6 separate regions of the Mus musculus genome follow, and all the other regions are linked to region 5. The links are chromatin loops, found by intact Hi-C in ENCODE. Cell type or tissue: left cerebral cortex. All regions are shown on one strand. Region 1 holds the start of Cenpx (centromere protein X). Region 2 holds the start of Pcyt2 (phosphate cytidylyltransferase 2, ethanolamine). Region 3 holds the start of Sirt7 (sirtuin 7). Region 4 holds the start of Notum (notum palmitoleoyl-protein carboxylesterase). Region 5 has its middle 8.3 kb from the start of Rfng. Region 6 holds the start of Rac3 (Rac family small GTPase 3).

Region 1 (4,000 bases), 63 kb before region 5:
CCAGCATGTTTTCTGAGAATTGGCCTGCCGAGGCCTGATGATCATCAGAGGGCTCAAGCCTAGACTGGGCGGGCTTCCAGGAAGGCCCCACAGCTATGCCTCTCTGAGGGCACAGCCTGGCCCTTACCTATAGGCAGCCTGCGATCAGGCTGGGCAGGATTAAAGGAGAACCTTTCTGCAGACTGGCGCAGGCAGCAGGTCTTCTCACGTTGTGTAGCCCGGTCCCCGCCTCTACCAGCAGGCCCTTACCGGTTCACCGAAACATTCTTGGACTCCATTGCCTACAAGTGGCAGTTGCTGTGGCCTGTGGCAGATCCTGCCACATGTGTGAAGGCTCCAGTTTTACTGCAGCATGTGCACACATGCTGTTTGTTATCCTGTCCTTTCTGAGAGCTCTGCATTCGTCCCACTGAGATGGATGGAAGGGAGCACGGGGCTCAGGCTTTGAAGCAACTAGACTTTGGGTGATTAATGGCAAAGAGAAAGCAGGCCTCAGAGAGATGGTGTTGATTTATTGATGTTGCTTTGTAAGAACAAATTTACAGCTCAGGGAGGCATCCTGGGGGTGGGGGTCAGGTGGTTAAAAGGCTACACAGCAGCTTTGATGTAGGGTGGCAAGAAGGAGGCACTGCCAGCAGCTGGTTTATTTATAATGCAAGGCTGCTGGGGGCGGGAGGAGGGCTGTGTCTGGAGGCAGGCTGGTTCACCTTTCCCTGCACCTGTCTTGCAAGGACTCTTGGAGGTAACAGCTGCTGGGATCTTCCCATCCTCCTGAAGCTGGAGAGCTCAGGAGTTGATGCTGGTGTGGATTCACTAGACCTTGCAGGCCACAGGAGGGAACTCTAGAAGTCCAGGAGCTATGGAGGAGAAACGGGCTCAAAGTGACCACACAGGCACCATTCTGGAGAGCTGCAGACTGCCCCACCTGCATCCCACATACCAGCTGAGGGAGCACTTTCTCCAGCTGATCCACTTCCACAACATCCAGGTCTTCTGCCTGGGCCTGCCAGACCCCACGGACAGCAGCCTCTGGTGGAATGTCATGAAGTGAGCTGGGGAAAGCGGGGCAGCTCTAACCCTGCCCTTGTTAGGTCCCCTGCACCCATTGTCAGCCCTCAGAGGGGGCCTAGGTGGCTCTTGAGTGTTTCAGGGACAGGACTTAGGCTTGATTGTAGCTGAGAAAAACCTTAGTTTACTGACAAACCAAACAAGAAATTGTCATCTTTCTGGTGTTGTGGGAACCCTTGGCTCACCTAGTACGAAGATCCTCAGGAACTCCGCCATGAGCTGCAGTGCATCCCCGCTGACTGGAGGGAAGGGGGAGGGTGGTGGTGTCATAGGACAGCCTCCCTCCCTGTGCCCCACATATTCCCCACCCCACTGGTGCCCCAAACCTTTGGTCTTGCAATCCCTGAAGTGCAAATGGAGTAGTCTGCTCACCAGTTCCTAGAAGGAGGGCAGAGTCAGTGCCATTCCTCACAAGGCTGTCTGTCATTGTCACCCCCCTCCGCCCCCTCCCAAGTATCAGTTCTGAATGGAGCATGGTTGTGACTTCCCAGCTGGAAACTGCTATCCTGGGGCCATTTCCTATGTTGAGAGGATGAAGCCAGCTATGCTTGGAGGGGAGGATGTAGTGGGGGTCCCCAGTGATGTCACCTCCAATTCTGGGAGCTGAGGGGCAGTGCTGCACCTTTACTGCAGGGAGCTAATGTGCCAGCAGATTGGGGAGGGGGCGGTGGCGGGCAGCCTTGAGGAATGCTGGCCCCTTTGGCAGTCCTGGCTTGGATCTACTGCCACACACACACAGGACACCCAGCATGTTAAGCCGGGCTGTGGCTGGAGGGCTGGGTGGACGTATAACCAAGAACCCTTGAGCTTTCTTTGGCAAGAAGTCGGAAGTTGGTTCTAGTTGTGAGTGGAGAGACAGCACTAGTTTGGGGAAGACCCTTGTAGACTAGGTCTGGAGAAACCTAGCTGTAATGATGAGTACCAGGTGGTGGCGGCAGATTGGCCAGGCATCTGGAATGGCTTGAGAACTGAAAGGTTGGTGGTAGTTTGTGAGGTGGAGATGAGAGGGAGAATCCAGAGGCCTAGGAATCCCGTGAGAGCACCAAAGGTGAGCCATGAGGAGCCCCCGAGCATCTGTGCAGTGTGTGAAGCCGAGACCACTCAAGTTTGCCTAGTCCAGAACAGAATGGGGAACGACCAGGGAAAGGCAAAAGGTAGGCAGCGACAGGCACCCACGACCCTCGAAGTGGATGGCCTACAAAGAAAGGTGAGTTTGGATTCACGAGCGTCAGCCACAGAGAAGCCTTGATACCCACTCGCTGCAGAGGGGCACGGGTGGAAATGGACACAGGCACAGGTGAACTTGTTAGTTGGGCCAGGAGGGTCCATGAACGACTACGTGAGAGCAGCGCCACCTGCTGGTCCCCCCCCCCCCGTCCCCGCTCGCTACCAGAGGGCCCCAGTCCCACGAACCCCAACAGCAGACTGACAGACAGCACCTGGGCAGAAGCCCATGTCAGAGCCAGGGCTGGACTACAGCTACGCAGGCTGTTTCATGGAAGTGTGGATGTGACTGCTGGAGGGTAGGATTAGGGTAAACCCGTGGCACCTCAAACTCCTGTTCCTGGCCAGAAGGCCACAGCCTGAAATGTAAGCCCCTCCCTTCCTGTCACTCTTTCCTGAGACAGCCCACTCCCCATAGTTCAGTGAACTATCACAACTCCGGTCACGGTCAAAGCCCCCAAAACTCTACTCAAGTACTGAACGGAGTGCGGAGGCCAGGCTGAACTCTGCACAGGGCGCGCGCTGGCCTGATGCCAAGAGCCGACCCCTCAGGTGGCACCACTCATCGTAGAATGGAGCGCCTCTGCTTAAGTTTCCCGCACGTGGGCGAGTCCTCCCAAACCTGTCACTGAGAGATGGCCTCGGCCCGAGCAGTGGAGGCTCGCATCAGTGTGCCTCGCGCACTCCCATCGGCCGAGTTGGAAAAAGGCCCTGTGGTCCCTCCCGAGAAGACCCCTTGTAGCCAGCCTGGATGTGCCACTGGTCGTCCAGCTTGTTAATCTACAGACCCGCTCAGTCCAGCCGCAGAGCGCGCGGGCTGCTCCCACCCTGCTGCCAGGCCCCCACCAAAGACACGGTAACACATCGATAAGGCTGACTTCGAGCATGCACGACTGTCTCGCGGGGATCCGCAACGCCCGAGTGTGCCTGCCACTATTCCAGAGGCCTCACCTTCCGGAAGCCACTGTTTCCCTCCATGGCCACAGTCTCGATGTGCACTCTCCGGAACCCTCCCACATCCCAACCAATGAACGTGGAACGCGACCCTGAGGTCCCGCCTCCAATCCCAGCAGCCAATCATCCAAGCGTTCCCCAAGCCGGGACTTGAGTTCCAGCTCAAGCCCGCCTTTCACTTTCATTGGTCTACCAATAGCCATGCCTTCCGCAATGCCTCCTGGGAGATGTAGTTCCTATCCTTCCCGGCGCACCACACTCTTCCTGGATACTGAGGCGCGAGGAACCGCGTCCTGCCACACCAGCGACCCGAGGCTACGTCGCGAGGGCGGGCTGGGGGCCACAGGGCCAGACTAGGGTATGTGCAACGCGTATACTTGCTCTTCTAGGCCAGTGTTCTGCTGCGCTCCAACTCTATCTCCAAACCCCTTCCTCGAGCCATTCCAACCTCCTTTCTATTCCACATTTCTAGGCCTCCCCTTATATAGGGCCAGCTCAGCTCATCTCCGCGTACACGCCCTAGGGAAAGGGGCTCCCAGCCTTCGGCCTAGCAAGCTAATGTGTATCCTGTCTCCAGGGGCATGCTTGCGAGGCTCCGTCAGCATTCGGGGACATGGAGGAGTTCCGGCGCTCCTACAACCGCCTCTGCGAGGAGAGTGGGGCTGAGCCCCAGGAGGCTGTTCTGCAGCAACTGCACCAGCTTCCGAAGGGCGGACTGGACCTGACTACTCAGAGCCTGACGGTGGAGACCTGC
Region 2 (4,000 bases), 160 kb before region 5:
CCAGGGCGTGTGCTCGGGGGCATCTGCTGGATAACTAAGAAGAGGGTTCAGTCTCTTCTGTTTCAAGAACCGGGGTAGGGGCAGACAATACAGCTGTCCTGTGTTGCCACAGCTCTCTATAGCTGGTACCAGGCTATGTTACTCTCTAAGCTCCCTGAGTCACCACTGTGCTCTGGGGAAGGAAGCTGGAACCATTCTGCCCGCCCCTCTGCCCCACCCCATGCCCTGTAGGCTTAATCCATTGGACTGTCCGGCACATCGGGCCCCACCTTACCATCCGTATGCACACCCACGATGAGGTAGTCCCCCATGGCCCGTGCCTGCCGTAGCTGGTTGGAGTGGCCATAATGCACCATGTCATAGCTGTGAGGACAGACAGGAGACTGAGGGTCTTGTGTGGGATGCAGCACGGCTCCCTGAGAGGCCCCCACCAGGGCTCCTAGCCCAGATCCCGGTGTTGGGCTTACAGCAGAGAAGTCGGTTCTCAGTTGTCCATACCCTAAGTACTGGACCTAGGGCAGGACTGGGTGCCAGGTCTAGCAAGAGTGGCAAATTCAGGTACAAGGCCTGGCTGGTGAACTCCCAAGACAGCTGTTCACTGGCAGATGCTTAACCATTTCCCATGTCTTAGACTGCCTTTGCCCTGTTGGTGCCTCCTGCTATGGGCAGGCATTTCAAGCTGCTTCAGTTCTTTTTCTTTTTTTCTTTTTTTCTTTTTTTTTTTTTAAGACAATAAGGTCTCATGTAGCCCAGGCTGGCCTCAAACTCACTATAAAACCTAGGACGACCTTCAACTCTTGACCCTTTTTTTTCTGTCCTGGAACTTACTTTGTAAACCAGGCTGACCTTGAACTCAGAAATCTGCCTGCCTCTGCCTCCCAAATTCTGGGATTAAAGGTGTATACCACCACGCCCGGCGACTTTCAGCTCTCAACCCTTCTGACTCCATCTGCTGAGATTCCCACCCAAAGCCAACTGTTGGGTGCTACAAAACAAATGTAGGACCTTGTGCATGCTGGGCCAGCATAATACCAGCTGAGCTAGCTACACTCCCAGCCCGCAAGATACAAGAGATTATCTAGGATTTGAATATGGAACCTCCTGCACCCTAAACAAGAATAGTCCCCCTGGATCAACAAGCCACACTCAAGCTTGGAAACAAGAGATCAGTCCTGCATTGGGAGCAGATACTTCCACCCTGACACAAGTGGACAGTTCCCCACCCCCAGGGCTGGCTTAGCTCTCTGAGAGAACAAGTGCCTGTCACCTGCTTTTATCCTCAAATCTAGGTCTGGCCACAAGTACTTTGTCAAGGTCAAGCTATGCAGAAGCCAGCAATATGCTGGACACTGAGGATATCCCAGTGGGATATCCCTGGGACCACCTGTATTCTTTGCCATGGGCCAGTGCTGGGCCATAGGTTCTGCTCTGCTTCCTCTAGAGCCCTAGTGGGCTATCATCATGTCAACACCACAGTGCACGGGGTGGGAGGTGGGACATGATAACGGGCAAATTCCAGGACAGCCCTTGTGCCCACTAGACAGGCAGGGCTAGATCAAAGGTCAGAGTCTGCATCTGGGCTTGTGGCACCATGGTGGGGCCAAGGTCATAGTCCACTGACACGAAGTCAAAGCTGGTGACTCAGGTGCAAAAGAACAGAAGGGGACTGAAGTTGTAATTCAGTGATGGAGCACTTGCCTGTACATATATAGCACACAAGGCTATGGTTCCCATCCTCAGCAACCAACCAAAGACAAACAAGAAACGCACAAAGTCTAGCCTATTCCGCCATGAATGCCCTGAGGAGCCCTGGTGACCATTCCGAATGCCTCTCATCCACCAGGGGTAGGCACGACGAAGGGCTGAAGATGGTAAGTTATAGAAAGGCCAACATCTTATCTCTTCGGCTTGTTGACAGCTCCAGGACTTTCTTGGAGACGTCACGGGCTGATTTGCCAGAGAAGCTCACAGCCTTCCAGCCCAGGTAATTTGGGTAAATGCCCAAGGCGAACAGACAGCCGCATTTCCGGTTTTCGGGGAGCGCACCGTCTGATGCACCCGTGTCTGTACGCTACACTCCTAAGTGACCGGAGGCCAGGTTGCCTCGTGCGGCCTCGGAAGACTCCGGTTCCGCCAACGGCCGGTGCGTGACGCCCAGGTGACCGCCCTCCCCTCGTCGCCCCACTCACCAGCCATCGCACCACACCCGCACGATGCGCTGATCTCCCGGACCCTTCAGCCCAGCAGCGCTGGCAGCCCCGTGCCCGTTCCGGATCATGGCACCGGAGGCCCCCCGCAAATCCTGGCGGCTCCCGCGACACACAGTACCGTCGCCCCGCCCTCGACGCTTGCGCGTGCTCACGCGGATCTCACCCGCTTGGCGCAGCCAATGGCGTGCGCCAACCAGGGCCCCGCCCCCAGCCGGGCCACACCCCCCTCCGCCCAGATCGAGCGGCCAATGGTCTGTGTTGCAGGTGCCCGGGCTTTGGCATTTGACTTCTCCACAGACGAACGGGGCAGGTTAGCACCACAACTGTGCGTGCAGCTCACCCCGTGCCTTAAGCATTCTTAGGAGCCGGGCAGTGGTGGCGACCCCTTTAATCCCAGCACTTGGGAGGCAGAGGCAGGAGGATCTCATGAGTTCCAGGACAGCCAGGGCTACACACGGAAACCCTGTTTCAAAAAAACCAACCAACCAAAAGCATTTTCAGGGGCTGGGTTCTTCAAAAGCGCCTCGATGCAGGCCCTCAGATGCAGGCACCTCGGTGGTGCGTGTGACAGTCATCGGGACACCAAAGCAATTGAGAGATGTTTAATAAGACTTGCTCAGACTGGAGGCTTAGTTAGATTCTCCCTGTGCCGCATACCCAATACAGAAAAAGGCTTCTATAAAGTGAACACTTGTACGTGATAAGGAGTAGAAAGAGGGAGGCCCTGAGACTAGCCTGGAGAGTGAGGTAAGGCAGTGGTGGACTCTCCTGCTGGCCAGGCCTGGGAAGGGCCGGAGCTCTTCTCACAGAGGCCTTGCTGCCACCTTTGTACAGGGGTGAACAGGAGGGAGGTGTCCTTGAAGATCAAGCCCATAGCGGGGCAGTCACAGCAGTGCAAGAGAGCCTTTCCACAAGGACAAATGGCTAAAGACGACCGTCACCGCGAAGCCGGCACCCACTAGAGCCGGAGGGGGCACTCTCGCCTTCACGGCGACACGGGCGGAGCCCCTGAACAAGGGTCAAGCCATCTGCAAAGTGCCAACTGTTCTTTGTCAACTCCGGGCTATGCCACTTTCTTCCTTTTTGCACGCTTGGCACAACCCCTGCCAAACCAGCCTCCTAGGATAGGGGGAGCTGAGGCAAGGGGGTCACTCTGGTCCCCAGGTGGGGCTTCTTCTCTGCTTCTGCATAGTGACTTCCTACTGTGGCTGCCTTCTTCACCAGCACGGAGGGGGGTCGCCAAGGAGAAGATTGGATCCTGCCACCTAACAGAAAGAAAAGCAGCATCAGGCAGGTCTGAAAACCCCTCGAATCGCAACCCTCCCAGGCACAGGAAAGCTGTCTGAGGCCACCTGCCATCCCACCTATGTCTTAATCTGGGCTTTGGCTGGAAGCAGCGTCAGTGACACCAAGCTGCAGGGGACACCAAGCTGCAGGGGAAAGTCTTCAGGGCAGCAGCAGCCCTCGCTCGACAGCCTCTTCTGTCTCACCCACTGTTGGTGGGAGCTGCACACATAGGAAGGGGTAGTGCTAGCCACAGGATGGCCTCACCTCCAAGGATAACTTGCTAGCAACTCTGGGCCCCGTCTCTCACTTGTATGGATAGGGGCAGATGGACCAGACCCTTTTCCCTTTCCCAGACTGCGTGACAGGGATGGGGGCGGGAAGAGGCCGGTTGACTGGGGAGGTGTGGCCTACAGACTACACCATGAAGAAATCATGTGTCTGATTGAAATGTAGAACCACATATTATAAACGTAAGATAAAAGTAAGCACTGATTAAAAAATGA
Region 3 (4,000 bases), 150 kb before region 5:
GCACTGTACGGTTGGAGAAAACAGAGGTGAGAGGGCGGCCAGATGACGCAGCTCGCCTCTAATCGTGGGAGAAAGCTGTGACATGCTCACCTCACAGGCCTTCCTTTCTGAAGCAGTGTCCATACTCCATTAGGACCCCGATAATCTGGGATAGAAGCTGCCTGCACATTCGGACAAAAAGAGATACCACAGGTACTGCAGTATTCCCCACAGAGGACATGCCTATAAATCAGTGTCTGTCCCATCCACTGCTGACCTGACTCTCAAGTGGGATGCACCCCAGTATGGCTCTTTCCCTCCATCCAAGTGACTTTCTTGTCCTGCCTGGACCAGCTCACCCTTCCACATACCAAACAGAGAACCCTACTCTACTTCAAGATCCTTTCTAACAGTGAGCAGCTGTGTCCACATCTGTCTTGAACACAGAAGGGGACAACTGGTCAGGCGCATCAGTGTCTGAAGGAACAGATTTTAGAGCGCAGGTCATGCTTAGCAAATAGCCCCGGGAGGAAGCGCTCTGTCCACACACTTAAATCCTGCGGCTCTGAGGTTTTTATTCCAACTTAACATAAAACCTCTACAGACAGATGAGTGTTAAGTCATTTTCCACGAGAGACAAACAACCAACCAACAACAACAATAACAAAAAAGAAAACCATCTAGAAGCCAGGAGTCTTTGGATCCTGGCTGGGGAAGCCCTGTATACATTGTTGCTTAAGAGCAGAGAAGTGCCCGCCCTGGCAGGTAATTCCAATACATCGAGGAACCTCAAACGGTGCTTAGACCGCGTTTAAGAGCTGCAATTGGTCTTTAGTAGCCACCAGGTTTGCAGAGTTACTGCTGTAGAGTCATAACTGGATCATCAGATGGCTATGAAGGGCTGGGCCCCACATGCTGCTGTCCTTGATGTCTGAGATGACGCAGCAAATGCTCCTGACATTGCTCCTGGGCCACTGTCCCCACAATTCCCTGCAGAGCCCTACTCAATGCCACCACAGCAGCAAGGCCACACTAGGGCTTTCCAGTTCTGGCATTTGTGTCTGGCCCTATAGTTGTTTTTGCACCTGTGTGCTTGTGACTGCTGGCTGCTACCTTTGTAACAAAGGTCCTCTTTTGTCTGTGTATGTGTTTGTATTCGTGTTTGCATGTGTGCACATGTGTGTAGAGGTGTGCGTTACACGTGTCAGTGTGTGAAGCTCACGGTCCACCTTAACTATTTTTTTTTTCTTAACACATTTGTTGAAGGGGACGTCGTGCAAGGGTCATGATGCACAAGTAGAAGTCAGAAGACACCTTGTGGCGGTCAGTTCTCTTCTGTTGTGTGAGCTCTGAGGACCGGACTCATGCACCAGGCTTGGTAGCAAGTGCCTAAGTATTCAGTGAGCTTCTCACTGCCTCCCCCACCTTTGTTGTTGTAGTTGTTAGTCTCTCAATGCACCTGCAGCTCGTGGATCTGGCTAGGCTGCTAGCCAGAGGGCTTCAGGGGGGCTTCTGAGCTTATCTTCCCAGTTCTGGGGGTTACAGAGTGTGGTACTGCTCAGCTTCTTCACATGGATTCTGAGAGTCCAAACTCGGGTCTTCACGCTTGCATAGCAGGCACGCTACCCACTGAGCCATCTCTCCAGACCACCTCAGGGCTTCTCAGAATAGAAGCCGAGTTCGCCTGAGGTCAAATATTCAACTTCAAAGCTAGTCATCCCTCAGCCTTCCCAGGAGAGCTCTCAGAGTCAAGAGGACAGCATTTCTCAAATGTACCTATTGTACCAGGACTCTGTCTGGTTTTTTTTTTTTTTTTCCCCGAGCCAGGGTCTTGCATGGAGCTTCGAGCCAGGCTGCTCTCAAGAGTTTGATCTTGATCTTCCTCCTCTACCAGGCCCCACCTCCTGAGTCCTGAGATTGGAGATTTGGGACTCGACACTAGTTTTCCATTTATCTTTCTTCAAGGAGTACAGGCTCAGGAGAAAGACTAGGGCTCCAGTTTGTCCACATCACGTAAATCGATCAATTTGTCTGCACTTTAAGGGAGAAGGCATTAGCAGGCAGTTGGCTACTATGCCCTACTACTGTTCCATGTTTGATTGGCAGTCAGAAACTACGCATTCTGTAACTCTTTGACTTAGCTTAATTATTATTTATTGACTTATTCTTTAGCCCTGGCTGACCTAGAACTCCCTATGCAGTCCCTATGCAGACCAGGCTGATCTTGAAATTACAGAGATCCTCCTGTCTCCCAAGTGCTGGGACTAAAGGAATGTGCCACCACTGTCACGTTGCCTTAGTTAAGTCTTAAATCTAGAATTGCTTCGGGTCTCTGAGAAAGGACACCTTGAAGTTACTTCAAAGGTGAGCGAGATTTTGAACTCCAGCACTGTACAGCCCGAGTTTGCATCCCAGAAGGGGGCGCCTCACACCCGAAGCAACGCGCAGGCCCTCACTCACTGTGCTGATTCCAGCGCCCGTGTAGACAACCAAGTGCCTGGCACTTCGGACAGCTCCGGCCAGTTCGCGGACCTTCCTCCGCAGCTCCTCCGGGTCATCACACACCTGATAGGAGCCAGGCTGGTTATTGCCGCCGCTCGCCTCCCGCAGCCCGCCGCCCAGCACCCGCTGCCCGCGACTCGCCTCCTCCTGGCGGCGCTTGAGGCCCTCACGCCGCCGACTTCGACCCTGCAGCTCGGTCACCAGATCCTCGCTCTCGGCCAAGAGCCGGCCCTCCTCCGCGCTGCGCTCTGCAGCCGCCTTCCTCAGGATGCGTGACACCTACGGACGAGCAGCGGGTGAGCGACCGCGCGCGCCGGCGCGAGCGCGGGCACGGCAGTGGCTCACCTGGCGGAGGCGCTCCCGCTGCTGCTCCTCCCGCAGCCTCCGGACCCGCTCAGCAGCTTTGCGCTCCGAGCGGCTCAGACCGCCACCGGCTGCCATCGCTCCTTTGACTGCGCTTCCGGCTTCCGCTTCCGCCTCATCCGGCAGCTACAGAGACGCATGCGCGGGCCCGGCCCTTTCCACCTCTTCCGGCTCGCCCTTCCCACCCTTGCTCCTTCGGGATTTCAAAGAAATACCACCAGATCTCTTTAAAAGGCGTTTATTGATCATATACAAAATAAAGAAAACCTTATATATCACAAACATACACTATGTACAGCAATAAATACCCGGGGGGCCAGGCCCAGTGCCGCCCCTCCTGGACAATAATTTAGCAATAAATACTGCGCAGGGCACGGGTGGGCACCAAGGCTGCTGCCTGCTGAGGCCAGGAGACTGATTGCTCTCCAAGTCCAGGCCTCACCTTGCAGCCAGATCCCCTATGGCCCTACCCAGGTGCAGGAGACAGGGTCTCACCTTGCAGCCACACCACAGCCCCTCCTCACTTGGATGTTGAAGGACCCTCACCCCATTTAGGGTACTCTCTACTAACCTTCCCCCTGGCTTCAGCCCTGCAGGGCAGGCAGGGGCTGATCAACTCTGCTTGGACACACCTCTCAGCACCAGGAGACCAACAGAGCTGGACACACAATAGCCCTTGTCCTGTTGCCCTAAGTTGCCAGGAGAAGGCTTTCTGTACCCATTCCCATTTGGTTAAAGGCTTCAGAGACTAGCAGACAGAGAATGGGAGGAAAAGTGGGGTTGGGGCATAAAGTTGCTGGAGGGGCCAAAAGCCCAACGGGGGCCCTAGAGAACAAGGAAATCTTATCAGGAACACTTCCTAGAACACTCTACCTCACACTTCCAGAGACACCCGTGCTATATTAATGCCGTTGCTCCAGGGGCAGGGTACGTATGTGTGTAGCTGGCCCAGCAGGTATAGCACACACCTAGGACACACGCCAGGAACAGGCAAACTGTGAGCAGCTACAGCGAACCCATGCCTCTGTATGGTACCGATCTGTCCTCTGTTCCACAACTGCTCCCAAACCAGGCGGCCAATGGCACTGAGAAAATATGCCAAGAATTATTCAGTGGCTTCTGGGGAGATTGTTAATGTGTTGGTTCCTTTCACTAA
Region 4 (4,000 bases), 120 kb before region 5:
TCCCGGCCAACAGCAGCACCTTTGCCCCGCTCAGCCCTTTGCCCAGGAGCTCCCGTACCACCTCCTGGATGATGAGGGAGCCCATGAAGGCATATTCATCTGTAGGAAAAGGGGTAGCTTTAGGTGAAGCTAGACTTCAGGGCAAGATGTCCTACTCCAGGAGACAGGAGGATGGGCCTGCCCTCTTTCCAGGGAAGAGATAGGGGATGGGGTAGACTTGGGGGGGATCAAGTGCAAGAGGCCCTGCTAGGGGGTCCCTCAGGGGCCAGGTGAGCCACAGACAAGCAGGAACCCTAAGGCATGCTACAGACAGGTTGAGAAAGTCTCTATTTTCCCAAAAGTCTCACCACCCTGCCCTGTCTTAATGGGCTGGGAAGCCAGGGACTCACTCTTGTCAGACTTGGGTGAAGCCCCACTCCAAACGTCACTGGAGCAGTAAGGGATGAAGCTGTAACAGGGATCAGGTGAGCCCACCATGGCCCTCTGTTGTGACCAAATCTACCATGAAAGACCCTGAGAAAAATGCTGTCCAGGATAAGACCCTCAAGAAGGACCTCCCCAGGAAGGTCCTCCTTAGAATAGAACCCCCCTCCCCCCAGGAAAAGGACCCCCTAAAAGAACCATTCTCCCAAGGACTCCTAGACCCTCCGAGAAGGTTCATCGCCCCTAGGAAGACCTAAGCCCTCTATTAAAGACAATCCCAAATATGACCACCCACAAAGGCCAGCCCCCAAGAATGAGTCCCCACACTCAAAGTATTCCATAGGAAGGACCACTCCAGGAAGGACCCTCCCAGGAAGGAACCCCCACCAAGGGGAACCCATGCTCTCTTACACCATATTGGCATTCCACCAGTGGGGGTTCTCCTCTGGCTGGGAGGATAGAATACCAGTACCTGGTGAAACAAGAAGGGGATATGCAGGTATGGGGACTTATTCTTGATGGCCCTGGCCTGAGGTGCAAGGGTGGATAGATAGGGAAGGATGAGAGGCTGGCTAGACTTAGTCATTAAACCAAAGGTGAGGAGGAGCTCTCCATGGGCTTAGGGGCTCGGGGTCTAGGATGGGGTTCCAGGGGTAAATGGGTCCTTCTAGAACCCATTACTTGGAGAGTCTGACTATTCTGCAGACCGAGCCAGTCTTGTGCTGCTGACCTGTGCGTGTGTGTGGCCAGTCTTTGGAGCTCATGAGGCGCCGCATGGTGCTGTATCTGGAATCACAGTTCTCCCGGTTGAAGCAATACCAGCCGCCTGCAGGCACAGGCATCAGGCTCCGTTCCACAAGTCCAGAAGACCCCTCCTGCCCCCCACCTCAGCCCCTGGAACCCACCTTCCAGAAAGAGTAACCACCGCCGACTGCCCTTGGACTCCTTCAAATAGTAGCTGCAGGGAAGGCGCACAGAGCATGCTGTCAGGTGGGGATACCTGAGCCACCTTCTTTTTCTACCCTCATCCCCAAACCGGAATCCTCAAGCCCTCTTTCCCACTTCGGTGCTGAAAGGGTCATTCCACCTGTTGCCTGGAGCTCACCACAGCCGCGCGGGGGCGCCCGCAGCCAATCGCAAAAGGAACGCACAAGCTGGTGAAACCCCACCGATTCCCCAGAGGTGGCGACAGCGGGTGGGTGGATGGAGGGTCCTGTGGTCCGTGGAAAATTCCCACAGCCCGCCCCGCATGAGATCCGCGTTAACCCTGGTGCTGATAACTATGGAAGAAGTGAACTCTCGAGCACGCAGTGGCACTTGAATAAGGAGAAATTTGCCAGGGCTAAAGACCCAGAAAACTGTAGTAGTAAGGAGCGCAGCAAGGAGATGCAGGAGCCACCGAGGCAGTGTTACAGCTTTTCCTATCAAGGCGCAGACTAACATTGATCAACTGAGTGCGTGGGCACCCAGAGACCCTTCTGACCTCCAGCTTCACCTGTGTCCTCTATCTACTTCAAAGTTGGGGGTATGTGTGAATGCTGTCCCTGGAGCCCTTGGTCCCTCTTGTGCCCCTTCCTTGCTCCCATGCTCGAATTCCTGACTGTCCTGAGCCAATCTGCTATGCACAGGGGGGAACCCTGAGACAGAAACCTCCTGTAAAGTGTTGCCTCTTTCTACGGGAGATATGGCCACTCTGCGACTGCAGTCTCTTTTTCTGTCCCAGAACCTGAACTTTCAAAGGCGGGTGCACGGTGGCCAAGAGGTCAGCACCCGAGTTGGCCTAGGATCAGAGCTTCAAGAGCTGCCCCCTCCCCCGCTTTGGGAGGCTCCAAGCCAGGCTCTCTCCAGGGCTAGCAACACTAGACGCCTGAGTGGAACCCTTTCCTCTAGGGACCAGATCAGCCATTGAAAATAGGACAGGTCCAGTACAGTCTCCGCGTTTGTACGCGCGCGGGGAGGCAGAGGATGCGAGCGCCACCAGCGATAGGATGACGGCGAGCCAGGCGCGGAGCACCGGTGGGGCCAGCCAAGCCAGGTTGACGGCCTCCCGGGGTCCTGCCCCGCGCTGGCCTTACCCGGCGGGGCTGCCGTCATTGCAGGTCACCGACGTGTTCAGCAGGAGGTGAAGGCGCAGGTCCTCATTGAGCTGCTGCGCAGAGCAGGGATACAGGGACTGTGCCAGGCTCTTGACTTGCGCCATAAAGCTGTCCATGTTGCCCTCCACTGCCGTGAAGTCCAGCGGGAAGCTCTCCACCGGCTGCCCGGCGCCCGGCTCCACCTCAGCCCGCTGCGGGAGCGGCGGCGGGGGCGGCGGCTGGGGTGGCTGCTGGCCACGGCGCCTCCAGGTCTTCCTGCCCTCGCTGCCCCCAACCCAATGCAGCAGGCCCAGCAGTAGCAGCACGCGCACCTCTCCTCCCATGGCAATGTCACTCCGGCCTGTGGCCACCTGCGGAGAGCGGACGGCCGTGAGGCGTCAGCAGCGCGGGGCGCCGGGCCAGGGGGCGCGCAAGACACTGCTGCTCCTCGGCTCGGGCTCCCGTGCGTTGTCCCTGCCCCGGGCGGCAGTGTGGGCTCTCGGCGTCGAGGCTCTGGAGTCGGGCGCTACCGGCCTCCGCAGCTCGGGCTCCGCGCGTAGCCGGCCGAGGGCAATGCAGACTCTGGGTGCGCTGGCTCGGGCCCGCGCCAATGAGCGGCGGGAGCCGAGCTGGGCGTAGTTTGCGGGGGCCGCGGCAGCCCGGGTGCCCGCGCGTTAGAAGTGCCGCCGCCGCCCGGGCGCGGCAGGGGGAGGGGGCTGCGCTCACTCTTTTCTTGGCGGAGGCTTAGCCTTTTCTTCCCAAACCACAAGTCTGACGGAGGGGCCTGGACTAACCCGTTGCAACCGCCGGAGGCGCTCCCGGCCCGGCTCCGTGGGGGGCAGCGCGGCCGGGCTGGCCCCGGGCAACTCCATTCTCCGCGGCCAGCTCGGCGCCGCTACCCCCGCCCTCGGAGCGCCTCGGGGGCGGGGAGGAAGAGGCCTTTCCGCATCGGGGGCGCCCTGCGGGTTGCGCAGCTGCCCGGCCCGACGGGTCAGGGCGCAGGATGCGAACGTTCACCTAGTGCCGCTGGGGCCTTCCCTCCCGCGCCCCTGCCCCGTGCATTCGTGGGAGACTCGCACTTGGGCCCCCTTCGCATACTTGGAACCGCCCGGAGTCCTGCGCTCACCGTAGGTCCTGGAAGTCGCTGGAGCTGCGCTATCCCGCTGGTGCGCCCGACTGCGCTGCGCTCCCTCTCTGGCGCTGGCGTAGAGCCGCCAGAGACTTTTATCCAGCGGGGCCCCCGGGATCAAAGCGGCGGCGGACACAGGGCTCCGCGCCGAGGGGCCGGTAGTAGCGGTGCAGGGGGGGCCTCTGCGAGGAGCGGACAGGTGGGGCCCAAGGCCGGGCTTTCGGGGTCGACCTGCAGGAAGGATCGAGCGTGTGACTTCAACCCGCTGTAGAGTCTCCCTATCTGGTGCCGCAGTTGTTAGGAGACATGTAGGTCAGAGACCGTACTGCTACTTAACAAGGTTGGTAGGCTTTGGTGTAAAGTCCCTTGCTGC
Region 5 (4,000 bases):
CATACAACAAAGAAATTAAAAACAGGTCATGGTCCCTACAAAATTTCAACTTTCTCTGCCAGGGGCTGGAGAGATGACTCAGTGGTTAAAAGCACTGACTGCTCTTTGCAGAAGACTTAAGTTAAATTTCTAGTACCCGCGTGCTACAGATGCTACAACCATCTGTAACTCCAGTCCCAGGGGATCTGATGCCTTCTAGCCTCTGCAGTCACTGCATTCTATGATGTACAGAGCAAACTTACCCACACCAAAAAAACAAAACTAAATCTCACGGGGCGTGGTCTCTTGGACGTGTCCCTCGTCCTTAATCACAGCACTTGGGAGGCAGAGGCAGGTGGATCTCTGTGAGTTTGAGGCCAGTCTGGTCTACCAGGTGAATTCCAGGACAGCCAGGACTGTTACACAAAGAAGCCTTGTCTCAAAAACAACAACAACAACAAAAGCTTTTCTCCAGGGCCTATGAGTGCTGGCTGGCAGGTAAGTGGTGGGAACCCACTGCTGATTTGGCTGGGGTCTGTTCACTTGTGTGGCTGTCACCTCCAAGGCATAATTTCCTGGCCAGAGTCATAAAAGTTTGTTACTAGGGTTTTTAGGCAAAGGCCTGTGAAAATCCCAACAGGCCAAGTCTTTATATCTTCAGTGCACTACAGAGCCAAGAAATGAGGTAAAGGAGAGAAGGAAGATTTAAGCAACTCACACACACACACACACACACACACACCCCTCTGTGCATGTGTGCCCCTCCCCCACATACACTACATATCATTTGATATGTTTAAGAGCTATTTCTACTTTATGTTTTATCTCCCCCCCAACCCCAAGACAGGGTTTCTCTGTGTAGCCCTGGCTGTCCTAGAACTGGCTCTGTAGTGCACTGGAGATACACAAACTTGGCCTGTTGGGATTTCCACGGCCAACCTTTGCCTGAAAACCCTAGTAACAAACCTTTCTGACCCTGGCCAGGAGAAATCACGCCTTTGGGATGACAGCCACACAAGTGAACAGACCCCAGACAAATCAGCAGTGGGTTCCCACCACTTTCCTAGCCTCGAACTCAGAGAGATCTTCCTGCCTTTTCTTCCCTGGGAGGGTGTGCTGGGATTAAAGGTGTATGTCACAATCGCCTGGCACATATCTTTTAAAAATGTTTGTATTAAGTTTTTATTTTGTCTGTCTGTCCTGTGGAGTCGGAAGGGCAACTTCTGAGAGTTAGTTCTTTTCATTCAATATGCAGGTCCCAGGGACTGAACTCAGGGTATTGTAGCTTGGTGACAAGCACCTATTTATTCACTGAGCCATTGCACCAGCCCTTGACTAACCCTTTAAGTGACACTGAGGATTCCCTAGCTCCCACTACCACTTCTGTGTCTGTCATATCTGTGTCCTTAACAACAGTGTCCTTAACAACCATCATGCGCCAGGCAGTGGTGGCGCATGTCTTTAATCCCAGCACTTGGGAGGCAGAGGCAGGCGGATTTCTGAGTTCGAGGCCAGCCTGGTCTACAGAGTGAGTTCCAGGACAGCCAGGGCTATACAGAGAAACCCTGTCTTGAAAAAACAAACAAACAAACAAACAAACAAACAAAAACCATCGTGCCTTGACCTCACTGTGACTAGCCAGTTATGGCTTTTCCCCAGCAGGTTTGAACCCAACCTCAGCCTTTGACCAACCTTGGGCCCTGACCCTGAGATCCTGGTGTGAACCTGAGCCAGAATTCCTTAATCTCTCACAGATGTTGCATTTCTAAACACCACACTGGGACCAAGGGGGTGGGGCTGGGGTAGGGCTCTCTCTCTCTCTCTCTCTCTCTCTCTCTCTGGCTCGTTCTTTTTGGTTTTTCGAGACACGGTTTTTCTGTGTAGCCCTGGCTGTCCTGGAACTCACTCTGTAGGCCAGGCTGGCCTCGAACTCAGAAACCCACCTGCCTCTGCCTCCCAAGTGTGGGGATTACAGGCATGGGCCACCACTGCCCAGCCATCCCCTTTCTCTCGGGTTCTCTGTTGGATGAGCTCACACTGTAGGTCCCACAAAAACTGTGTTCCGAGCACCTGGTGCTTAAATCTTTCCTTGTGATGTCAATGCACTCCGTAGAATATGGGGGTACTAACTGTGAGAGTGTGCATAAGTCAGTTGTGTCCACTAAATAGAACATTGAGTTACTATCATCGTTGCTAGGAAACACACACACACATAACTCGGCAGGCTCCTGTCCATGGATTCTACTTTTGTTTACTCTACAAAGGAGACAGTAAAATGCTTCGAGGAGTTTCCAGAGGCCGACCCATCCCCAGAACTGGAAGGACTGGAGACTGCAGCCATTCTTACTGGTCAGAGCCAGAGGCTTTCGCTCTGCACTGCAGCGCCCCCTACCTTCTGTACGCATGCCATGTGCCAGAGGCTCTCGCTCGGTGCTGCAACGCCCCCTGCTGTCTATATGCCTGCCATGACGGGAGCTGAACCTGAGCTGAGTTGGGGCAATAGCAGCAGCCAATCTCCTAGCTACCGACCACTTCCTGCTGTGTAAATTGCTGCCTTTCTCCAGACTCTACTCCTGCTCTTGAGATGTATACTCCCCTTTGGCCTTTCTTCTACTATGCTCCATTGTAGCTAGCAGACCACCAGGGGTTCAAGTCTGAGACTCAAGTCTCTTCCCAGAATATCTGAACAGCAGGAATGCCTGGATCAGAGTAGAAAACTATTAGAAAATGTGTAACCATAGCCAAAAACTAGACAAGAGTGCATGGCTAGTCACCCAGGAGAGACACAAAGACACAAAGATGTCGTGCAGAGCCTTCAACTTGACCAAGTGAATATACAGATAACACAAATTGGACTTTTTTGGGGGAGTGGGGGAGTAACAAGGGCCGGGGGCAAAACAGGGAAGGACTGGGAAATGAATGTAATAGCGGTGTATGGTATGAAATCTCCAGAGAACCTATACAAATATTACTGACTGAGTGAAAGGGCATGGGATAGCCGCACACTCTGGACAGCCCAAGCACAGAGTTTGGCTTCTACAAAGGAAATCGACCTTTTCCTCTGTTTGTTTGTTTATTGTTGTTTTAAGTTTTCTCAGAATCAGTTCAGCCCATTGGTGCACCTTCCCTGAGCACTGTGGAGATTTGGTGTAGAGCTCTGGGTAACCCTGGGTAGCTTGCTCTTTGGATGAAAACAAACTATTCAAGAAACCTTGGAAGTCATACACACAACTGTCAAAGAGGAGCCAGCTGTGTAGATGTAGATTTTCCAAAGGCACTTCCCAAGTAGGTTTTTTTTGCGGGGGGAGGGGGGGAAGAGGGGCGTGCAAAGCTAAGCTTTGAGAGCATCTGGGATCTACACAAGCCAGTGAGACTCAGGGCACTGTCACTGCTTAGGAATTAGCATGAAAAGGAATCCGATTCTCTCACCATCTGCCCTTAGGAACCCACAAGTGGGGATGGGGAGATGGTGTAATGGGGAGTGTCCTTGTTGTGCAAAAATGGCTTCCTTTGGGATCCCTTGCAAGTGTGTGTGTGTGGGGGGGGAGCTGAGTGAGGAGGCAGCATTGATCGGCTCCCCAGGCTCCAGGGGAAAGATGGTGGGAGGAGGGAGGGGGTAGTCGTTCCCTAGCATCCAGTCTGGCTGAGATGTGTAAAATGTGTACCACCATGCTTCAGGTCCGCTTAAGAGACCCCATCTCAAAAATAATGCGCAGATCAACTGAAGATGACAGCCAATATCAACTTCATGTACATGTGCAGGTGAACACAGATGAATCCACACACACATGAACACATACACACACACACACACTTATGAACACACATGCATGCCACACATGAACACACACACACACACACACACACACACACACACGGGATCTCTCTCACAAACACACATACACCACTACCAACAAGTCAGAAACTGTGGGCAGGAATATATGTCAAGTAAAGCTACATTCAGGAGAAGGGTATTCAATTGGGACACTGGTTGTCCAGAAATAGGGGCTCCTGTACCAGG
Region 6 (4,000 bases), 55 kb before region 5:
GGCCCTGTGTGGCGCAGTACTCCCAGTGCATGCCCCTGGCCGGCAGACCTCGAGGTGGTGAGGCCGCAGTTGTAGGTACCCATAGTTCAGGCAGCGGTGGACTTGCTGTTTGTGCTCCCCAGTCAGAGCCTCTGTCCTTGGTGCCCACTAGGACCCTCAGGGCAGGCCTTTGCCAAGTGATACCCTACATCCTGAGTAGGGATTCCATGGGGTGAGTGCCAGGGGAACTGGTGTCGGCTAGCCCTGACTCCCTCACTCGGACAGGTGGATCATATGACTCGTCACCTGGAGGAGAGTGAGAGGGCCATGCAGGAGAGGGTTCAGAGACTAGAGGCCCTGCGGCTGTCTCTGGAGGAGGTGAGGCCACTCAGACCCTGGGTGCAGTGCAGCATGGTATTCATGGCCTTAGTACCCTAGGACATCCCATAGTCTCAGCCTTGCTAGGTCTCAATGTGAGGATCCACCCATGAGTGTCCCTAAAAGGTCAGGGACTAAAAGTGACATTCGGGCCTGAGCAAGGAATGTCTGTGTGGTTCTGAGGAGACTTGTGGAGAAGTTTCCCCAGCCTGGCTGCTCGGTAGCCTGGAAGGAGCCCTGGGTCAGTGTGTGTGTGTGTGTGTGTGTGTGTGTGTGTGTGTGTGTGTGTAGGGGGTCTGGAGGATGGGCTAGTGACAGCCATCTGCCATGCAGGAGCTGAGCCGCATGAAGGCTGCAGTGCTCAGCGAGCGTGGCCAAGCTGAGGAGGAGCTCATCAAAGCCAGGAACCAGGCCCGCTTGGAGGAGGTGAGCATGGGCCACAGGTAGGCAGGGCCGACCATAGTACGAGGGCCAGACTGGGGCTGTGGGCCTCAGGCCTGGAATTCGGAGAGATTCCAGGAGCCATTGGGGCTGTGGTGCTTCCAATACTTCACAGTCAAGAGGAAGGCTAGAAATGAGTTAGTAGAGCTGACATAGAGTCGACTCAAGGGCCAGGAGTTCAGTGGGAGACGCTTCTGGATGCAGGATGAGTTTATTACTAGTAATTGTATGGCACCATGCAGCCCTGTCCTCGATCCCTGCAGAGAGGTGGCCAGTCCACTGGCAGACCATATCTGTCCCTCCAGTCTTGAGCTCAGACTGGGAGTCCTTCATGTGTAGCAACAATTCCCACACCCACAGCAACACCGCCTTGCTCATCTGGAGGAAAAGATCCGGCTGTTGGCACAGGCAAGGGACGAGGCTCAGGGCACCTGCGTGCAGCAGAAGCAGATGGTAGCCGAGTCCCAGGCACGGGTCAGCCAGCTGAACCTGCAGATGGAGGGGCAGCAGCGGCGTCTGGAGGAGCTGCAACAGGTAGCCTGGCATCAAGGGGCACAGACACCAGGAGTTTGCATCCAGGCCATGATCTCACCCTCCCCAACCCCATCCCAGGAGCTGATCAACAAAGACCAAGAAAAAGTGGCCGAAGTGGCCAGGGTCAGAGTAGAGCTGCAGGAACAGATGGGCCGTATGCAGGCTGACCTGGTGGCCCAGGAGGCGCTGAGAGAGAAGGTGGCAGCCCTGGAGCGTCAAATGAAAGGTTAGCACATGTCACCTGGGCAGCTGAGTTTGGCGGGGGTAAAAGTGGGGGAATTTCCTTTCTAAAGACCCAGCCCCCCCCCCCCCCCTTTTTGAGACAGGGTTTCTCTGTGTAGCCCTGGCTGCCCTATAACTCACTCTGTAGACCAGGCTGGCCTTCGAACTCAGATCTGCCTGCCTCTGCCTTCCAAGAGCTATTATTATTAAAGGTGTGCCGCACCACCTCATGGCTGCAGGAAGGCAAGACACCTACTACCCCCTCCTTATTGAGTCTCTCTCTTGCAGTGATCGGGAGTGAACACCGGGAGGCGCTGTTGGACAGAGAGAGTGAGAACGCATCTCTCCGAGAGAAGCTGCGGCTCAAAGAGGCAGAAATCTCCCGTATCCGGGACGAAGAGGCCCAGAGGGCAAGCTTCCTGCAAAACGCTGTCTTGGCTTACGTGCAGGGGTCCCCTCTGAGAGCCTTGAGTCCCCCTAAATGAAGGGAAGCGGGAGAACCGAAGCGCCCAGCGAGGGTAGAAATGCTGCATCCCATTCTCAAGGGCAGGCCCGGGGTCCAAAAAGCATCAGCTGCAGTTGCAGGGCAGGGTTCTGTCAACATCGGTGCTCAGCGGCACACCTGCCGGTCCAAGGGACTTCATCCACAGTTCACCGTTAGCATAGGCGCGATGAAGCATACAGGATCGCGCTCAGACAACCCGGTCCCAGAACCACAAACAGGACAGGACAGCGGTGGGAGGAAGCAGACTCCCCAATGGCAGGGTGGAAATACAGAACTTTTGTACTTGGTGATAAATTCTCGTCCAGTTCCTTTCTGCACCAGTTGCCCCAACCGCGAAAATGACTACTGGGTCACTCTGATTGCTCTCAGGCAACTAGGAAGGCCACCTCTGTAGTGGGTCGTAGACACGAGGGTTTCTCGGCTGCAGGGTGGGCTGGTGTCCCTGTTAAGCATCAGTCTCGGCCGCCCCGGCGCATCCATTTCTGTGGCGTCGCCAACCTGAGCTACACCGTGGCACGTCCTTGTTCCTGGGTGCGGACCCTCAGCCTGAGCCTTCGGGGTCCAAGGACTGGCTGGGGCTCCGCCCCCGCCGCAGCTCGCCCCTTGCCCCGCCCCGCCTGCGCGCACTCGGCTGTCTTCGCACCCGACACTCGGCGGTGCTCGGCTGTCTCCGGCCGCTCGCTCGGCGTTCGGGTCCGCGGCCGCTGCGGCGCCGGGCATTTCTCCGCAGCTCGGCTCGCGGCCGCGCCCGCCGCCGCCCGGCCCCGCGCCCATGCAGGCCATCAAGTGCGTGGTGGTTGGCGATGGGTGAGTGCGCTGTCCCGAGCCGCAGGGGCGGAGGGGCTGGTAGGCGGCTACGGGGTGCGGCTCGGCGGGGCGGGGCAGACAGACGCGCGGGGTCCAGGCGAGGCAGCTCTGCCGCGCCCCCACCACAGCTCGGCCGCGTGCGTCCAGGGACTGATGGGGTGGGGTCAAGCTGAAGCTATCCACTTCTTCCAGCCCGGGCACACCTGATGCTGCCCGGCCTCTGCCCGGTGCTCTCAGTGGGTGGGGCGGGGGCCTCACCTGTGCTGATTCCTGGGTGGCTCCACCCTCGCGCCAGCCACCCAAGGTGCTGGAGCTCTGACGCCCCTGTGCGTTGCGGCGTGCCCTATCCAGGGTTGTGAGCCCTTGCAGCCGCGCCCACTACTGTGCTCCCTCGTAGGCTAGCCTGCTCTGGTCGTTTTCTATTAGTCCCAGGTGGCCGCAGATTTACCGAGCTACGACCTATCCACCCCACCCCAGTCACCCAAAGTAACCTCTAGCTCTGTAGGAGCGTGCTGTCCTTGCCGGGGGTGGGGGAAGAAGGGGCGGAGGCTCGGTCCTTGATCCACGTGGGCTGAACCTCTTTCTACAGTGCCGTGGGGAAGACGTGCCTGCTGATCAGCTACACGACCAACGCCTTCCCAGGAGAATATATCCCCACAGTGTGAGTGCATGGGGATCGGGAGGTAGCCGGGGCTGGCCACTAGAGGCCAGGCACACGTGCATGGGACCTCCCAAGGTTCCAGGGCTGGTTCAAGTGACCCTGGTTCTGGGTTTCCGTGGTGAGGTGGGGTGCTGGCCAGAGTTTGGGTTCTGTCTGGGCACCAGTAGCCTGGCATCCCTGCCCAGCCTAGCCTTTCTACTTCGCAGTTTCGACAACTACTCAGCCAACGTGATGGTGGATGGGAAGCCAGTTAACCTGGGGCTGTGGGACACTGCTGGCCAGGAAGACTACGATAGGCTTCGGCCACTCTCCTATCCTCAAACAGTAGGCGGCAAGAGGGCCGACTCTGGGAGTGGGGTGGTTCCCAAAATGGAGTGGGGAGCTAGCCTTGGAACTAGCCTCGAACTCTGGGTGTAGGGTGGTTCCTGAATGGAATGGGGAGCTAGCCTTGTCTACCTGCAAGGACATCCTTT

Evidence for each region. Peaks named below come from ENCODE experiments on the same cell type or tissue, not always from the same donor. Only the 100,000 strongest peaks of a DNase experiment are listed, where the experiment ranks them.
Region 1: a loop joins it to region 5, with 3 times the contacts of the local background. A loop is called at or near these places in 37 of 42 quality-filtered maps.
Region 2: a loop joins it to region 5, with 2.8 times the contacts of the local background. A loop is called at or near these places in 9 of 42 quality-filtered maps.
Region 3: a loop joins it to region 5, with 6 times the contacts of the local background. A loop is called at or near these places in 9 of 42 quality-filtered maps.
Region 4: a loop joins it to region 5, with 2.6 times the contacts of the local background. A loop is called at or near these places in 14 of 42 quality-filtered maps.
Region 6: a loop joins it to region 5, with 6 times the contacts of the local background. A loop is called at or near these places in 37 of 42 quality-filtered maps.

Annotation. Positions count from the first base shown.
Region 1 is chr11:120,710,450-120,714,449 of GRCm38, forward strand. It overlaps Cenpx (centromere protein X), which reads right to left and starts at 3,318. Exons shown (of 5, transcript NM_016665.2): 1 at 3,244-3,318; 2 at 1,395-1,446; 3 at 1,254-1,307; 4 at 941-1,029; 5 at 492-857. The coding sequence starts at 3,270. The coding sequence ends at 843. Lrrc45 (leucine rich repeat containing 45) reads left to right here and starts at 3,504. Exons shown (of 18, transcript NM_153545.2): 1 at 3,504-3,604; 2 at 3,824-4,000. The coding sequence starts at 3,860. In left cerebral cortex, CTCF peaks have their summits at 2,387 (motif pointing left) and 2,593; DNase peaks (open chromatin) are centred at 686, 2,440, 3,379 and 3,836; H3K4me3 peaks cover 1,553 bases; H3K27ac peaks cover 1,157 bases.
Region 2 is chr11:120,615,575-120,619,574 of GRCm38, forward strand. It overlaps Pcyt2 (phosphate cytidylyltransferase 2, ethanolamine), which reads right to left and starts at 2,371. Exons shown (of 14, transcript NM_024229.3): 1 at 2,190-2,371; 2 at 275-363. The coding sequence starts at 2,278. It overlaps Sirt7 (sirtuin 7), which reads right to left. Exons shown (of 10, transcript NM_153056.3): 10 at 2,797-3,475. The coding sequence ends at 3,274. In left cerebral cortex, a CTCF peak has its summit at 1,903; a DNase peak (open chromatin) is centred at 2,388; H3K4me3 peaks cover 1,809 bases; H3K27ac peaks cover 1,603 bases.
Region 3 is chr11:120,622,051-120,626,050 of GRCm38, forward strand. It overlaps Sirt7 (sirtuin 7), which reads right to left and starts at 2,964. Exons shown (of 10, transcript NM_153056.3): 1 at 2,827-2,964; 2 at 2,623-2,760; 3 at 2,440-2,544; 4 at 91-161; 5 at 1-3. The coding sequence starts at 2,922. Mir6936 (microRNA 6936) reads right to left here and starts at 2,826; the gene lies at 2,773-2,826. It also overlaps a transcript of Mafg not described here. In left cerebral cortex, CTCF peaks have their summits at 2,397 (motif pointing right) and 2,598; DNase peaks (open chromatin) are centred at 2,455 and 2,950; H3K4me3 peaks cover 1,574 bases; H3K27ac peaks cover 1,215 bases.
Region 4 is chr11:120,657,497-120,661,496 of GRCm38, forward strand. It overlaps Notum (notum palmitoleoyl-protein carboxylesterase), which reads right to left and starts at 3,697. Exons shown (of 12, transcript NM_001382269.1): 1 at 3,625-3,697; 2 at 2,499-2,869; 3 at 1,329-1,381; 4 at 1,154-1,249; 5 at 835-895; 6 at 390-448; 7 at 1-99. The coding sequence starts at 2,842. In left cerebral cortex, CTCF peaks have their summits at 1,555 and 3,301; a DNase peak (open chromatin) is centred at 1,562; H3K4me3 peaks cover 2,412 bases; H3K27ac peaks cover 1,691 bases.
Region 5 is chr11:120,773,859-120,777,858 of GRCm38, forward strand. No RefSeq gene overlaps it. Among named protein-coding and RNA genes, the nearest start is that of Rfng, 8.3 kb to the right of the region's middle. In left cerebral cortex, a CTCF peak has its summit at 2,398 (motif pointing left); a DNase peak (open chromatin) is centred at 2,396.
Region 6 is chr11:120,718,776-120,722,775 of GRCm38, forward strand. It overlaps Lrrc45 (leucine rich repeat containing 45), which reads left to right. Exons shown (of 18, transcript NM_153545.2): 14 at 265-357; 15 at 691-783; 16 at 1,159-1,332; 17 at 1,411-1,558; 18 at 1,843-2,353. The coding sequence ends at 2,039. It overlaps Rac3 (Rac family small GTPase 3), which reads left to right and starts at 2,693. Exons shown (of 6, transcript NM_133223.4): 1 at 2,693-2,866; 2 at 3,456-3,527; 3 at 3,734-3,851. The coding sequence starts at 2,832. In left cerebral cortex, CTCF peaks have their summits at 1,858 and 3,571 (motif pointing right); DNase peaks (open chromatin) are centred at 1,873, 2,673 and 3,431; H3K4me3 peaks cover 1,674 bases; H3K27ac peaks cover 728 bases.